Linked DNA regions of Homo sapiens: region 1 is linked to region 2. A link is a contact called in ENCODE Hi-C data. All regions are on one chromosome and are shown on one strand. The core of a region is the stretch at or near the end of the contact, and the rest is flanking DNA. Distances in the headings are between cores, read along the strand shown. Region 1 holds the start of LIPF (lipase F, gastric type). Region 2 overlaps KLLN (killin, p53 regulated DNA replication inhibitor).

Evidence for each region. A loop is a pair of places that touch in the nucleus more often than their neighbours do. Pooled maps may share reads with other maps.
Region 1: a map with no recorded cell type shows a loop between it and region 2 (6-fold over the local background). The contact joins the promoter of LIPF here to the enhancer-like site in region 2. A Hi-C loop is called at or near these places in 1 of 37 single-sample maps with no recorded cell type and 5 of 50 pooled maps.

What each region holds. Positions count from the first base shown.
Region 1 is chr10:88,662,180-88,668,508 of GRCh38, reverse strand. It overlaps LIPF (lipase F, gastric type), which reads right to left and starts at 4,067. Exons shown (of 10, transcript NM_004190.4): 1 at 4,018-4,067; 2 at 1,107-1,222; 3 at 823-940. The coding sequence starts at 1,211.
Region 2 is chr10:87,855,378-87,861,788 of GRCh38, reverse strand. It overlaps KLLN (killin, p53 regulated DNA replication inhibitor), which reads left to right. Exons shown (of 1, transcript NM_001126049.2): 1 at 1-2,631. Among named protein-coding and RNA genes, the nearest start is that of KLLN, 5.0 kb to the left of the region's middle. Within about 2 kb of position 1,453, at least 3 of the 41 ENCODE cell types and tissues checked have a DNase peak (open chromatin) inside an H3K27ac peak, as active enhancers do.

The sequences.
Region 1 (6,329 bases), core at 2,818-5,317, 800 kb before region 2:
GATAAATGTGAGGCTAGAAACAGTCTTCCATATGACTAGCACTAAATACATTTGCCTGATTGAGTTGATTATTTTTGAATATCTTATCGTAATTGTGGTGATGATTTCTCAGGGAGTTGATTTCTCAGATGCCAAAACTTATGAAACTGCACACCTTAAATATGAGCAGCTTATTATATGCCAGTTACATCTCAATAAAACTATTGAAAAAATTATATTCTCAGGTAATTCAGCACAATGTTAAATTTGGTAAACTGTGAGTGGTAAAATTACGAGTAATCTTTTTTTTTTCTTTTTGTACTTCATAACATTTCTACAATGAGTAAAAGGTAAATTTTTAATAGTACTAGTGAAAATTAGCCTGTATGTGTTTAGGAAATGAGCCTTGAATTGGTTCCCCATCTTCCCCTCTGCAACACACACCCTGGCTAACTCTTCCTGATCCTTAGATCTTCATCCAGTTACTGTTTCTGAGAGTGAGCTTTCCTTGACTCCCTTAGCTGAGTTAGGTAATTTTATTAAAACCTTCAGTTTAATATCCTATGTACAGTTGTAGCTTGAGCTTATCACATATTATTATAATCACTCATTTACTTATCTATTTCATTGGCTTGATGATGATCTCCTTGAAGACTGAAAATATAGCTTATTTTTGCATTTCCAGAATGAGCAAGACATTACATTTTTAGCAAGAAATAAAAGGAGGAAAAAGGGAAGAACAAAAGAAGGAAAAGTTGGAGGAAGAAAGGAGAGAGGGAAGGAAGAAGAAAGAAGGAAAGGAAAAAAGAGAGAAAGGAAGGAAGAAAAGAAGCTTATATATACCTGTATTCCCTGAATTTTTCTTCCCATAAGGAATTCTATTGACTTCAAGAATATAACCATCTTCAGTCACAACTTCATATTCTTCATTTGGGTATCCCCAATAAGTAATCATCTGACTCTGAGGAAGCAAACCCAAAAGTTTAAATTTTAGTTGATTTTTAGATATATCTAATAAATGAATATTACTGTTTATTTTTAATTGGTCATATAAAATCTTTAACTCATTATGATTTTAAATAATAGCATCTTTTAGTTTTATAGAGTTTTTCCCCAGAGTAACTTACAATGTTCATAGTCACTTCAGGGCTTCCAGGATGTAATTTTCCAAACAAACCATGTGTAGTCCCCAGTACAGATATCAAACTTGCCATTGTTAAAAGCAGCCACATTTTGGACCTGCCTGAAAGAAAAGAATAACCCGTGCCATGGTTAATCCATTATACTTTCATAATGCTTATATTTTATGCCAATTTTACCTTTGTGCTAAGTAGAGGAATGCTTGGGTTTGATTATATTCCATTGGGCAATAAAATGAGACATATGGATGTCAGCACAGGTAACTTAATGCTTAACATGTTTTAATGCTTAACATGTTTAAGCTTTTAATGCTTAACTTGTTTTCACTGTTTGATTCCTTTTGTTTAAGAACATTTTCCACTTGGTTTCAAGCCATACTGAATTAATCTTAATTGGCAAAAAAAAAAAGCCTCTAATTGGCATAACAATGTGTCCTTATTATGCTTTGTGTTTAAGACTTTTGCCTGCTTATTTTGAGAGCCCAGATTTGGGTGAGGGATGTGTGGGCCTTTGACTTCTCTATATCCAATCTCTGTATAACGTGTGTTCAAAGTAATCATGGTGATTTTAAATGTTGTTTATAATAGTTATTCCATAAACATTTACTGATTTGAGGTTATTATGTGATTTTCCCACCTCTGCTTCCAGGGTAGCTGGGACTACAGGTGTTCATCTGGCTAATTTTTTTTCTTTTTTTTAGAGATAGGGTGTTTCTACATTACTCAGACTGGTCTCGAACTCCTGGCCTCAAGGTATCTTCCCGCCTGGGCTTCCCAAAGCACTGGGATTATAGACATAAGCCACCACACCTAGCCTTATAGACAATATTTGGTATTAGGCCCACAACACCTGAACTTCCTTCTATGTTGTAGTCACTGATTATAAGTTTGAGAATCTTCAGATATTAAGCTGGTGAAAAAGCTTCAATAGAGAAGTGATATTGTCCTCAAATATTTGAAGGGAAGCCATGTAGAGGACAGTTTTAAATCACTTCATTTTTAGTGTGTCAGAAATAAATTATTCAATAAATATTTATTGAGAAATTGTATGTTAGGAGCAATACTTCGAGATCATATGTAGAAATATTTGACTTGAATACAGTGAAGAATGTGTAATATTTGGATCTTTGGATTCAAGTGGAATTCTTTGAAAAGTGGTGACTTCCCAGTTGCTGATAATATTTCAAGAAAACCCGTTTATAGTAATTCATGCAGAGCACATAGCATAGTTCCTGATTTACAGTAAAACCAGACCAGAACTCTCAAGGCCTAAATCTGACCCTCTGGTCTAATAGTTTGCCCACTGGTTTAGTATAGGATTAGATTTAAGGGTATCTCTTAAAAATCAGTTTTTGGCAGAGCGCGGTAGCTCATGCCTGCAAACCCAGCACTTTGGGAGGCCGAGGCGGGCGGATCAGGAGGTCAGGAGATCGAGGCCATCCTGGCTAACACGGTGAAACCACGTCTCTACTAAAAATACAAAAAAATTAGCCGGGTGTGCGCGCCTGTAATTTCAGCTACTTGGGAGGCTGAGACGCAAGAGTCCTTGAACCGAGGAGGCGGAGGTTGCAGTGAGCGGAGATCGCACCATTGCACTCCAGCCCAGGAGACAGTGTGAGACTCCGTCTCAAAAAAAAAAAAAAAAAAAAAAAATCAGTTTTTAACTAAGCCTTGTTTTTACCGTGATATTTTAGGAAGAGATAAACTAATATATAAAGACTAACCAGTAGTGTTGTAACATTCAAACCAGAGGCTTTCATCAAACATTTCAGGAACCCACATGACCTCCATTAAGTGATTTGCCATTGTAAAGTGAGGACACTTAACCTACTGTTTGCGTTGGAGAACATCTCAATGGGCTCAAAGATGTTCAAGGGCAGAATAAATTTCTCAAAATGCTTGTTGCCAAGTCCTAGGAAAATACCAGTAATTAACACATACAGAGGACTCACTGTGTGCTGTACTGTGTGTTCAACATGGTATACGTGAAATGAACTATCTTGCTAAGACAGTGTTCTCATCTATAAAACAGGGCCTGTAATAGTACATTTCTCTATGTTAGGGGAATTCATTATGATAACAAAAGTAAAGTTCTTAACATGCTGGGCATCTCATAAACGTTAGTTAAATATAGTTATTATGACTATTATCTCATTTAATTCTCATAGCAACTCTATGAAGTAGGTAGCATTATATTATCCATTTTACAAATAAGCAAGGTAAGGCTAAAAGAGGACTCGCCCAACCAAATATATAGAAAGTAGTGGAGCCCATATTTTAAACTAGTCTATTTCCAAAGGCTATGTTCTTCCCCACTGTAATACTCCTTCAGTATGACCCTGGGCCAGCTTTTATAGGGACATCCCCAGGGAGATTTATATAATTTGGTCTAGACTTCTGTTTTGAAAAGTTTATAATTTAAATAAATGTTTTAATAGCCTATAAGGTTTCACAATCGTATTAATAATGATCAATTCAACAGCAGTTGATTTGGATGATATTAAATATTAAACATAGCATATTAATACAGCCAATTATATGTCACTAGATTACTGATCTATTCCTTCTCAAAAAGAAGAGTCACAGAGACTAGACTTTCACATTAGGAACTTAATAAACAAATTTGTAATTCAATAGTTAAGAAATTATGAGACTTTCACATTAGGCACTAATTGCAATAATAAACAAATTTGTCATTCCATAATTAAGAGTCTCATGTCCATACAAAAAAAAGAATAAAATAAATCAAATCCTAGAGGAATAAGCCATAATTTAAACAGATACATTTATGCAGGTGAATATGCAACAAATATCTAAGCCTTTAAAAATGCATCACTTGGGATAAAGAAAAAATCTAATAATTCAAATAACAATTTTGTTCAGCAGAAGTTCTACTTACAGTTTCCTCAGAAATAGTTAGGATTCTGTTTCTCTGGCTGGTTAGTATTTTGGTCAATGTTGTATTGACTTCTTATATACAAAACCTTCAACAATGGTCAGATTCCTCATCCACTGATTACATTACCAAAAAGACTTACTATCTGGGCATCATCTAATGTTAACAGGACAAAACTAAAAATTAAATATTGCATTCATTTTCACATAATACTGAGTGCTCACCTTTAACTTTTAACAAAGACAAATATTGGCCAAAGTAGTTCTGAGGATTAAAATGATTTAGGAACCATTAAAAATAATCCTTGATAGCCTAAACATATAAACGTTTTTGAGCCAAAGGTATAATGCAAATGATTATATAGTTTGGCTCAGATAGAGAGGCATAAAATGACAAAAGGCCACCTGTTATTCTTTAAAAATGCAGCGCATAAGCTATTTTGACTAGATGGTTAGATAAGTGAATGTGTTCAGCAAAGATTAATATTTTATTATGGTCTTTGACCAGGGTCTCAAATCCTACAGATAATGGTCTAGCTATCATACAAAACCCAGCCCTTGACCTTTAAGAACATATTTTTGGTGTCTTTTTCCTTCTAAGAAATCTAGGCTTAATACCTGGACGATGAAACAATCTGTACAACAAATCTCCAGGACACAGGTTTACCTATGTAACAAACCTGCACTTGTACCCCTAAACTTAAAATAAAAGTTAAAAAAAAGGAAACAAAAAAATCTATGGGTTATAGTTTGAACAATATGAATGTGTTTATTAAAAGTATATATTAAATTATGTTTTAAAATACAGTTGATCCTTTACAACCATCATGAGCATCTGTTGCTCGTGGGATACATGTGCGGAATGTGCAGGTTTGCTGCATAGTATACATGCGCCATGGTGGTTTGCTGCACCAATCCACCCATCATCTACATTAGGTATTTCTCCTAGTGCTATCCCTCCCATTGTCCCCTAGCCCCTGGCAGGCCCTGGTGTGTGACGTTCCCTTCCCTGTGTCCATGTGTTCTCATTGTTCAACTCCCACTTATGAATGAGAACATGCGGTGTTTGGTTTTCTCTTCCTGTGTTAGTTTGCTGAGAATGATGCTTTCCAGCTTTATCCATGTCCCTGTGAAGGACATGAACTCATCCTTTTTCATGGCTGCATAGTATTCCATGGTGTATATGTGCCACATTTTCTTTATCCAGTCTATTATTGATGGGCATTTGGGTTGGTTCCAAGTCTTTGCTATTGTGAATAGTGCTGCAATAAACATATGTGTGCATGTGTTCCCTACAGTGGAATGATTTACAATCCTTGGGGTATATACCCAGTAATGGGATTGCTGGGTCAAATGGTATTTCTGGTTCTAGATCCTTGAGGAATTGCCACACTGTCTTCCACAATGGTTGAACTAATTTACACTCCCACCAACAGTGAAAAAGCGTTCCTATTTCTCCACATCCTCTCCAGCATCTGTTATTTCCTGACTTTTTAATGATCGCCATTCTAACTGGAGTGAGATGGTATCTCATTGTGGTTTTGATTTGCATTTCTCTAATGACCAGTGATGATGAGCTTTTTTTTCATATGTTTGTTGGTGGCATAACTGTCTTCTTTTGAGAAATGTCTGTTCATATCCTTCAACCACTTTTTGATGGGGTTGTTTTTTTCTTGTAAATTTGTTTAAGTTCCTTGTAGATTCTGGATATTAGCCCTTCGTCAAATGGATAGATTGTAAAAATTTCTCCCATTCTTTAGGTTGCCTATTCACTCTGATGATAGCTTCGTTTGCTGCATAGAAGCTCTTTAGTTTAATTAGATCCCATTTGTCAATTTTGGCTTTTGCTGCCGTTGCTTTTGGTGTTTTAAACATGAAGACTTTGCCCATGCCTATGTCCTGAATGGTATTGCCTAGGTTTTCTTCTAGGGTTTTTATGGTTTTAGGTCTTATTTTAAGTCTTTAATCCATCTTGAGTTAATTTTTGTATAAGGTATAAGGAAGGGGTCTGGTTTCAGTTTTCTGCCTATGGCTAGCCAGTTTTCCCAACACCATTAATTAAATAGAGAATCCTTTCCCCATTGCTTGTGTCAGGTTCGTCAAAGATCAAATTGTCTGTTTTTTGCTTGGTACGTTTTACTCATGATTCAAGATTTAAGTTTCACTTCAAATGTCATCTCCATGATGAGGACTTCTCTGAATTGTCCAACAGAGTTAGTTCATTCTTCCCCTGGTTGTCCTAGGTCTTCATGCATACCACACTTCTCACAGTTTTTGTGCTTTAAATATAAGCTGTCTGTTTCCTATCTAGACTGT
Region 2 (6,411 bases), core at 204-2,703:
CCCAGAGCGTGCATTCTCCGATGTTGCAACAAACGTCCAGTCACTACCCCTGAGCTGGTGAGCGCGCCCCACCTACTGTGGACTCAGCCAAGTGACTTATCTGGTCTGAGAACCTAGTCAATGGCCGTCAGCCCAGAACAAACCTGTCAAGTCTGTTTACAGCCCCGATTGGGCTGACCTGTCACCGTGAGAGAGCTGATTCGGAAATGCTGAGAGTTGGATCGCACTCCTACCCCGCACCCCACCCGTCAAGGATCTACAAAGCAAGTAGTCGACCCGCTTAAAGAGAATGAGCATCAACACCAGTCTGGGAATTTATTGTTTTTTCATTTCCCTTAGGAAGTAGAACTACAGACGACAATTTGAGTCAAAAAATATCTAACGAGACCTAGGTTGAAGCACTGAGTTGTTTTTCAAACTTTGAGAGAATGAGAATCAATCTGCATGTGTGTTCAATAATTGTAAGTGCCTAGCAAAGTCTAAAGAGGGTTTATGCTGTATTTGAGAAAGAGTACTGTATATGTGCACATCATAGTTGCAGGCAACCTCTGAAGACTAGAAACCTCAAGAGACCTAGCGCAGAAAGCCACAGGCCATTACCTAACTCCGGGACTACTAATTAAACCTGGGATATTTACAGTGTTCTTAGAGACCTCTGAGGCTCCATAAAACTTTGCACTTATATACAGCATTTAAGATAGCTGTGCAGGAGTTAACAACCTGCTGAAGCTTCAGTGTTGATATTTATTGAAGACTGGTTTTGTGCATAGTTCTGGTCAGCTTGGGAAAGGCAAGGACCACAGTGGAAAAGGAAATGGAAAGCAACCGGAAAAGAGTAAGAGAAAGGCCTCCAGTTGATTTCCAGAGATGCAGATACTGTCCACACAGCCTAGCGTGAACTACAGATTTCATTATTGTATAAATAACCAAAGATAAGGAGTTCCTGATGTCTAGGTGTTCTACTAGATTGCATGGTAAAAACCAGAGCTGTGTTTAATTATCAATTACTGCGTGGTAGAAAAAGGGAAAATGAAGATGAACTTTTAAAAGGGGAGTAGATTAGGGAGGGGTAAAATGTCTCACATTTGTTTCTTAGATTGCTGATCTTGTCTCCAGAGTCCCTGTTATTAGCACTGCCCTTCTCTGTCCCTCCCCTGGAGCCTACCCTAAGTGACAATTAGTCTCATAGCATCTGAGAATCTCTGAAATCTGCTTTCATGGAAGCAAATGAAACAAGGGTGCATTCCTGTCCTGGTGCGACAGAATCCTCTTGGATTCCATGGCACAGAGTTACTCTGGAGCAGAGATAATCTGCATCACCAGCACTAAAGTGCTAGAATATGAGACCAGCCTCCAAGTACTTCCATCCGGCTGAAGAAAGAAAATGGGAAATGGGTTTTACTGCTTCTCTAAACATCAGGTCCCTCTACTTCTCTCTAGTGGTGAATGAAAGGATCATCAATGTTGGCAGATATTTGGCCAGCCCAACAGCAACATCAGGTGGTTATTAGGAGTTGGTGAATAAAATCCTCCTTCTGTTCCTAGTGTTAAGTTGTTTCTGAAAGAAATACTGATGCATCCTTTTCCAATTTTTTGTTTTTCTTTTCCTTTCTACCCAAATGGCTGGCCCTATCTAAACTAAAGAAAGTTTCAAAAATAGTACTTTTTTAAAGTTCAGTTGAAAATACCTGCTTGGCTGTATAGATATTACAATACACTGGTCTCCAAGCACTTCAGTTCTTTTTTTTTTTTTCTTTTTTTTTTTTTTTTTTTGAGACGGAGTCTCACAGGCTGGAGTGCAGTGGCATGATCTCGGTTCACTGCAACCTCTGCCTCCCAGGTTCAAGCAATTCCCCTGCCTCAGCCTCCCGAGTAGCTGGGACTACAGGCGCACACCATCATGCCGGGCTAATTTTTTGTAGTTTAGTAAAGACAGGGTTTCACCATGTTGGTCAGGATGGTCTCGATCTCCTGACCTCGTGATCTGCCCGCCACGGCCTCCCAAAGTGCTGGGATTACAGGCGTGAGCCACCGCGCCCGGCCATACTTAGTTCTTTACCTGTCTGGATTCAGAACCAGAATACCATAGGGAGAAGTAGAAGCTTGTAACAAAGGGACAATTATATAAAGCTTCAGGGTGACTATGTAGATTGATTAGTAAGCATGGTAAACTAGCTTTAATTATCGCTTCTAACAGCTGATTCCAAAACTCTATTGTTACTACACCAAAATAATGTCGAAAGAAAATTTCTTTCTTATTTTCTTTGATAAGCGAAATGACCAGCAACTTGATGTGGATGATATAAATACTTGATGTGCTCTTTGTAGGTCATCTGCTAAGATGTCTTTTGTGTAAACACTCTGATCTCTATAGTGCCTTTCTCATCTCCCATACGCTGACCTTTCAAAAAGGGATCTAACTCAATAGCTTTAATTTTTAAACAATCTTCTGTATTTCTGTCTGTTTAACTACTGTTTTCTAAATAATACAGAATATAAAAACATAATAATCATTGGATTGAATGTAAACCCATTGTTCCAAGGGTCTGAGGTTTTCCCCTTATTTCATTTATCCTAATAACAAACATTATTGTTCTTTCAATAAAGATAATTTTAAGACATTCTCCAAAAGGCGCTACTGTGGGTCATACAAGTAACTATATTCTAAAAGAGAATTTTCCATTATTGTCTACAAGCTTCCCATGTCCCAAATCTCTCCTGAAGCTATTTCAGATGCCATGGTGTCATCTTTCACATCTTGGTAGAGAGATGTGCTGTATGAAATCATCATTCTCAGAGAAATAAGGGTTGAGTTGGTTGCTCCTGAGAACAATAGAGCAGACCAGGTACTCACTGTGTCCAAGTGGCGTTCAGAAATTTTGTCTTGGACCGTGGAGCAATACAAATAAAAAAGACATAACATGACAAGACAGCTTTGACTATGTTAGTCTCCAGGCTAACACTAGCTACCAATTATTCTACTTGGTCCCCTTAATACTAACTCTAGCCATATGGAGCACATTGTTTGCTTTTTAGACCTTCCAATAATAGAAAAAGGTAATTCCCATATACCAGAAAATATTGGGACACCTACCAGGTGCTTCATAGAGTAGGCAGAAATTTTTTTTTTTTTTTTTTTTTTTTTTTTTTTTGAGACGGAGTCTCCCTCTGTTCCTCAGGCTGGAGTGCAGTGACGTGATCATGGCTCACTGCAACCTCTGCAGAATAGCCCGAATTTGTCTAGGTAGAGGGACATTGAGAAGGAGCCAAAACCCTGCTCTGCCTAACTCCTACAATTTTCCCCTTCAAAACATCCTTCTGGCCTCTAAGGCATCACAAAAAACAGCACCTTTTTCAAAGAGAAAATGCATGGGACAAATAGCCCTGGACCATGAAAAAAGGCAGACTTAGAGCTTATCTGCTTTTTCTTTACTTCTTTTCCCTTATTAAGACTCCACACTCCATTTAAAGAATCTTTTTTGTCCATCCTCTTGAGGGTAGGGGATCTTATCTCAATTCATTTATTTAATGATTCAATCAACAAATATTTGGGAGCCTATTAAGTGGCAATACTGTTCTAAGCTCTATGGACAGAGCAGTGACTACTATGGCATATAGTGTTCACTGTCATGGAATTTAGTCTGCATTGAAAACTTGACTTCTATGGCTGACATTGTTACAACTTCTTCCCAGCCCACAGAGTAAAGGTAAAGCAATAGGAAGATACCCTGACATTTGATAATTGTTTTGTTTTGTTTTTGAGACAGTCTCGCTCTGTTGCCCAGGCTGGAGTGCAGTAGCACAATCTCAGCTCACTGCAACCTCCGCCTCCCGAGGTGTTTAAGCAATTCTCCTGCCTCAGTCTCCCGAGTAGCTGGGATGACAGGCATGCACCACTGTGCCTGGCTAATTTTTTGTTTTTTTAGTAGAGACGGGGTTTCGCCATGTTGGCCAGGCTGGTCTTGAATTCCTGGCCTGAAGGGATCTGCCCACCTCCACCTCCCAAAGTGCTGAGATTACAGGTGTGAGCCACTGCACCTGGCTGGATAATTGTTTTCAATTATCTATTGCTGCATAATAAATTACCTTAAAACTTTCTGTTGTCTTCCTCTTGGGACCCAGGCACTGTGTAAAGAAGCTTGGGCTGGACCACTGAATGATGAGCAACCACAGCAAGAAAGGAGTCCCTAACCATTTTAGCTACTTTAACTGAGGTCCCAGACATGTGGGAAGCCATCTTGGACATTCCAGACCCAGCCAAACTCACAGCAGAATAAAGCACATGTCTGACCTGAACTGATACCATGGGGGCCGCTTAAAACTTAGTGGCTCAAAACAACTACCACCATTTATTTCCTCACAATTCTGCAATTGGGGAAGGGCACAGCTGGACAGGTCGGCTCCCCAATGACATTAGCTAGGGTCAGACGTGCTTTATTCAGCTGTGAATTTGGCTGGGTCTGGAATGTCCAAGATAGCTTACCACATGTCTGGGACCTCAGCTAGAGTAGCTAAAAATGGTTAGGAGCCTCCTTTCTTTGTGTGGTTGCTCATTATTCAGTGGTCCAACCCAGGCTTCTTTATACAGTGCCTGGATCCCAAGAGGAAGACAGCAGAAAATACAGGGTCTCTTAAATCCTGGGTTCAGAAGTCCCAGAATGTCACTTCCACTGCATTCTCTTGGCCAAGCAAGTCACAAGGACAGCCCAGATTCAAAAGGAAGGGAAAGATACTCCTTGATGGAAGTAGCAGCTGGGATGAGAAATTGTTGCCAGTCAATTTGGGAAATAGTCTATCATGATCCATCCTCCAGCTACAACAGTATACATATGCACATACATGCACACACACACACACACGACATGCAGAATACACTCACTCCCTTTCTCCAAAACTATTATTCTATATAGCATCAGTGTTAAACTTCAGGATCTAGTAATCTATACTAGGCCTAGATGTGGATGAGGCATTTCAGATGCAGCTTTTCTTCATCTGGAGACCTGTTAACTAAAAGAGAAGTTACATACACAACATACAATGCTGAAAAAGGGATAGGATAACTGCAGTAGACACGCCTGTTTGAAAATGGCGGAAATGGAAGGCATATAGCAGTCATTAGTCCATAGCAATTCTGAAATCCAGCCAAGCACTGTTACCGGTCCTCTGAGGATCAAGTTCTCCATTAGTGCCTAGGTTGGCCTCCCTCAGAATAGTTTCCCAATGCGTTGTTCTCAAGAGCTCTTAGTTCCACCCTCTGGGGTCTAGACTAGGAACTCTGAATCAATTTTCCTTTTTCATAAGAAACTGCCTTCCTTGAACAGAGGCTTCAGAAATAACACCACACATCTACAACCATCTGATCTTTGACAAACCTGACAAAAACAAGAAATGGGGAAAAGATTCCCTATTTAATAAATGGTGCTGGGAAAACTGGCTAGCCATATGTAGAAAGCTGAAACTGGATCCTTTCCTTACACCTTATACAAAAATTAATTCAATATGGATTAAAGACTTAAATGTTAGACATAAAAACTATAAAAACCCTAGAAGAAAACCTAGGCAATACCATTCAGGACATAGGCATGGGCAAGGACTTCATGACTAAAACACCAAAAGCAATGGCAACAAAAGCCAAAATAGACAAATGGGATCTAATTAAACTAAAGAGCTTCTGCACAGCAAAAGAAACTACCATCAGAGTGAACAGACAACCTACAGAATGGGAGAAAATTTTTACAATCTACCCATCTGACAAAGGGCTAATATCCAGAATCTAAAAAGAACTTAAACAAATTTACAAGAAAAAGTAAAGCAGCCCCATCAAAAAGTGGGCAAAGGATATGAACAGACACTTTCCAAAAGAAGACATTTATAGACATTTATGCAGTGAACAGACACATGAAAAAATGCTCGTCATCGCTGGTCGTCAGAGAAATGCAAATCAAAACCACAATGAGATACCATCTCACACCAGTTAGAATGGTGATAATTAAAAAATCAGGAAACAACAGATGCTGGAGAGGATGTGGAGAATAGCTTTTACACTGTTGGTGGGACTGTAAACTAGTTCAACCATTGTGGAAGACAGTGTGGCGATTCCTCAAGGATCTGGAACTAGAAATACCATTTGACCCAGCAATCCCATTACTGGGTATATACCCAAAGGATTATAAATCATGCTACTATAAAAACACATGCACACGTATGTTTATTGAGGTACTATTCACAATAGCAAAGACTTGGAACCAACATAAAATGTCCATCAATGATAGACTGGATTTAGAAAATGTGGCACGTACACACCATGGAATACTATGCAGCCATAAAAAAGGATGAGCTTCATGTCCTTTGTAGGGACATGGATGAAGTTAGAAACCATCATTCTGAGCAAACTATCACAAGGATAGAAAA